Linked DNA regions of Homo sapiens: region 2 is linked to region 1. Evidence: chromatin loops called from intact Hi-C (ENCODE). Cell type or tissue: endothelial cell of umbilical vein. All regions are shown on one strand.

Region 1 (2,500 bases):
TGCTGAAATGACATAAGCTCTTTTATCTATAAATATGGTTGAAAAACAGGTTGCATAATTGGTTTGGTTATTTTGGATAGTTAAACATATTTTGCCTGATTTTAAAAAATTAAATGATACATTATATATATTTGGCCTAAAATATCAGTAAAAAAATTATTGAGGCCAAATTGCAGTAAAACTTTAAAAATCTGACATAACTGCTTTGAAAACTGCCTCCTTAAGTGACCAGATTACAGTTAAAGAGTCTAAGAATTTTATCTTGCCATTGTGCTATCTAGGTTGGTGGCTTGAATTTCACTAAAATTTTACAAGTATTTCAAAACTGATTTCATTAATTTTAAAAATGGATATATTATCTAAATTCAACATTCTAACACTTTTTGAATGACTGGTATTGTAGATTACAAACTACACTAATGAGTGTTAGTTGCTCCATATGCATACTTTATGCCATTTCTATGAAAATCAAAATATTGTCCTCCAAAATTACTAACAGTGATATTTTATCATTTTGATTAACATGAATACTGACTATGCATAATTTTATATATTTAAAGGACACTAATATAAAAATAGAATATTTTAAAAGACACTTTAAAATATGAGAACTTCATAAAATGCTCATATCTCTTTTAACTTTAGCATTTAAATATTAATATCTTAGGTTGTACGTTAGATGGGAAAAATGGCTTTTAAGGGCGAAACACATTTTCCCCTAGGTAGCTGCAGACTTTAATTCTGCTTGTCATAGAACACAATACTCCTTTCTTATTTATGCTAACCAGATTTACATGTATAAGAAGATCTGAAATTTTAAAAATAACATTTAAAAAATATTATGCATAACTGCATAATACAATTGTAAACTTTTAAAAAAATATGCCTTGAAACACCATTTACGTATTCCTTTTGTCCCATCTTTGAATAAAATTGTTTAAATTTACACGTATATAAGAACTCTAGACAACTTCTATGTATTAGATTGGTCTATATACATTAAATGAAGTTTTCTTCTCATTTCATATTTTTAAACTTACAAAGATTTACTCCATTATTTTATTGACCACTAGAGGTCTCCAAAAACAAGCCATCCAACAGAACAATTAATATCAAGCAGAAAAATATTATGAAAACAAATTCATTGTGTGTAGATCAAATTATAACTGTGCCCTCCAATTTTCTTAACAGAAAGATATAAATGTATTTTTACATTGGTTTATCTTGACTGGGAGAGACTTTAAAGAGTCTTTTTCTCTGGGTACTACCATATTTCTGGATATAAAATATTTAATAAGCTATTCATCATCAGCCATTCTTTTCTTACACTAGACAGAAGACTTGAGATGGGGTTAGAAGAGGTGCAGGAAAATCAATTACCTCCTTACCACTTCTGAATCCCCCCTCCTCCCTCATCTTCCATCGCTTACTCCCTCCCCTTTGAGAATTGTAGTCTTAGAGGTAGGTGTATGATGCCTTATAAAATAATACTCTCTCGATGACAAAGAGCATATTCTAGAGTAGCTTTCACCTATTAAGAATGAAAAAAAACAACAACCCCCCAATGGGTGTTTCCACTGTTCCTCCTCTCCTCTTCCCATCCAAAGCCCTACTTGTATTTGACATTTAATTGATGGGAAAGAGATACATACTTCTCTCACTCTGCTAATATGTGAAACCCAAGAATCAAATCAGAGTAAAGATAAGGAATGATTTATCTGTAGAAATGTAGCATGGGGCTATTTTGAAATTCGGAAAACAGAATTTGTTGATAAAAAATCAAACGTGTAATAAAATATACCACCCAGCCTTGCAAAATAGCAGAATAAATGAGATCATCTTATTATAGGTATCCAAAAAGAACCTCTAAGATGAATCAGCCTATTATTCGCTGTAAAAACACTGAAACTCAGAAAGGAATGGCTTTGTTACTGGCATTTTGAGGTCAACACTCCGTATCTCTTTGTACCTGGCAGCAATTACATACCATAGTACTCCCACCGGGATACAGGCGCCACGGCTATTCCACACTTGAACACGCCACTTCCCGATCCCAGGACCATTGAGGTTACGTACCCTCCATATGACTAAGGAATGGAAACAGTTATTTTTATGGAGGTAAAAGAATAAGGACATATGGTAAGCGAGTCGCAGTTTCCACATTTCTCACATCTTTATATACTGTGCCTCTTTAGAGATAAAAAGCATGGTATAGGAGGCTTAAATTGGCCTTAATTGGACAGTATCTTTAAAGACTACACTTTCAGAGCCCTGATCCCTTTCTTGGTAGGTATATGGGGAAAACTACGGAAAATTTGCTGACCCTAGTGACTGGGTGGTACCAATTATAGAAGATTTAAAAACAATAACACGAAATCTTTACTGACTGATGCATAAGAAAAAGTCTCCCTCCTTCCTTCCCTTCCCTCTTCCCTCCCTCTTTCACTCCTTCCTTCTTGCTCTTTCTACCTCACCTCCCTGGCTCATCATAATAAACAAA
Region 2 (2,500 bases), 420 kb before region 1:
GAGTATCACTTGAACCTGGGGAGGCGGAGGCTGCAGTGAGTGGAAATCGCGCCATTGCGCTCCATCCTGGGCAACAGAGAGGGAGACTCCATCTCAAAAAAAAAAAAAAAAAAAAAAAAAGAAAAGGTTACCAGAAAGTTTCTTTAATTTACTTCTTTTTGCATGTAAGATTTTAAAAAAGTATAATCACAGATTTACAAGAGAAAAAATTTTGATCTTTCCATCCTTTTCCACATGGTGGATCTTTATTTTAGTCTTCTAATGGATAGTTGTCATAATGTTATTCCTGGGTAAACTTGAATGATGTTTTATTTATTATTTCCATGTGAATTTTTTTTGACTCTTTTTTTGGCCATAGTTTTATCATTATTTCTTTTCTTTAACTTCTTCCCATTTATATTTGCCGATTTCTACTCTTTCTAATATATTTCCTATATTCTGTTTTTTATTAGAAAAACTCCAATTTTTTAAAATTTTTAAACAATAATTTTAATTTATTTTAGAGTCAGGGGTTACATGTGCCTGTTTGTTACATAAGTATATTGTATTATGCTAAGGTTGGGGTACAAATCATCTCATCCCTTGGGTAGTGAGCATAGTACCCAATAGTTTTTTGGCTGTCTCCCTCCCCCGCTCCCTACTCTAGTAGTCCCCAGTATCTATCGTTGCCATCTTTATGCCTATGAGTATCCAGTGTTTAGCTTTTAAATTCATTGCTTGTTAATAAAATATACCAGTGTTCAAAATTTTCTTCTTTTCTACGGAATAAAAATTTTGCAAAATTGGCATGAAATTTGTTGTGCAAAATGGAAGATGCCAGCTTGCTTATTTTACTTTATATTATTTAACAGAATTAAGATTACATAACCTAGTTCTCAATAACTGGTGGTATTTGTTGATAAACTTCTATTGATATGTTAATTTTCTGTTAACGTGGGACTTATTAGTTACGTCTCGTTCCTGAATTCGTGAAACCTCCCCTCCCCCAAACAAATGCTCTCTCTCTCTCTCCTCTTCTTTCAGTAAGTCAATTTATATTTGGAGACATGGCACAGTAGTAGATGATTCAAGCTGAGAAAGAACGAAAAAAAGATCTCTGGCACTCATTCCTTGCTTTCGTATGAGCTAGCTCCCGACAGGTATCTAGTATATGCTGAGTTTCCTGTCTTTCTCATATATATCAGGCAGAGTAAAGCAGGTAGGAATCAGAGGCCTCAAATTAATGTCTGTAAATCCTGAGGAAATATTTTGAGGCTGCAGTAGACTAAACGATGCTAGATTTGGTTTGATTTGCTGTAATTCTATCATTTGAACACTAAGTGGCACTAAAGCCTAGGTCACAGATAACATATTGTCAATTTAAATTCTAAGATTTGGGGTCTATTGGTGGGTAAATGGCTTTGGAAAAGTGAAAAAAGGATTAGTAAGAAAGTATTCTGAGCTTAAAGAAAGACAGAAAAAATAGTTTTACAATCAGTTATTTTTGGGAACTGGAAGTTTAACCAAACTCTCTTGCTTTTATTTGCAAGTTATTTAAAAGCAAGGAGTAAACCGCTCTTAAAATGACCAAAGATGATTAACCTCACTGGCACCTATCCTTGAATATTTTCCCTTTTTCTTTGAAGGGAAGGAAAATCTATACTTAGAAGAAGGTTTTCAGATGGAAAGCACCCATATGCACGTTGAACCTTAAGCTCTTGCGTACCCATAGATGACAATACCCATAATAAACATTTTTTTCAACGCTTTTGAGACTATTTACTTATACCTATAATATGTATTTTTACATTTGACCTAATTTGGGAAATGTCAGTATAATTTGAGTTAGAAAAAAAGATCAGAATTTGGTTATTTTGGAGAGGAAAGAAAATCATATGTTTTATTGCTTATCTGAACTTTAAAAAATTAAAATAATCTTTCCCAAGATTTATTGAGATATATAATTGATAAATAAAAATATATATGTTTAAGGTATAAAATGTAATGATTTGATATACATATACATTGTGAAATGATTAGTACAATCAAGCTAATTAACACATTCATAACCTCGAAGCTACCATTATTTATTTCCAGCTTTATTGAGGTACAATTGACAAAAATGTATATACGTATGGTGTATGACGTGATATTTTGATGTATGTATACATTGTGAAATGATGACTACAATGAAGCTTAACATATCCATCACCCCACATAGTTATCTTTTTGTGGGGAGAAACATTTAAGATCTCTCATAGCAAATTCCAAGTACGCAATACATTATTATTTATACTCACCATGTTGGACATTAGATCTCCAGAACTTGTTCATCTTGCGTAACTGAAGCTTTGTGTTGTTTGACCACCATCTCCCCATTTCCCCAGCTTCCTAGCCCTGGGGCAACCACCATTCTACTCTCTGCCTCTATGAATCTGACTCTTTTAGCTACCTCAGATAATTGGAATCACGTAGAATTTAACTTCTGTGACTGGCTTATTTCTCTTAGCATGGTGTCCTC

What was found. Peaks named below come from ENCODE experiments on the same cell type or tissue, not always from the same donor. Only the 100,000 strongest peaks of a DNase experiment are listed, where the experiment ranks them.
Region 2: it touches region 1 in a loop (3-fold over the local background); 6 of 110 quality-filtered maps call a loop at or near these places.

What each region holds. Positions count from the first base shown.
Region 1 is chr2:162,006,575-162,009,074 of GRCh38, forward strand. It overlaps DPP4 (dipeptidyl peptidase 4), which reads right to left. Exons shown (of 26, transcript NM_001935.4): 22 at 1,988-2,087. Among named protein-coding and RNA genes, the nearest start is that of DPP4, 66 kb to the right of the region's middle. In endothelial cell of umbilical vein, a CTCF peak has its summit at 1,090 (motif pointing right); no DNase peak of the experiment used is centred here.
Region 2 is chr2:161,585,433-161,587,932 of GRCh38, forward strand. No RefSeq gene overlaps it. Among named protein-coding and RNA genes, the nearest start is that of SLC4A10, 38 kb to the right of the region's middle. In endothelial cell of umbilical vein, a CTCF peak has its summit at 1,301; no DNase peak of the experiment used is centred here.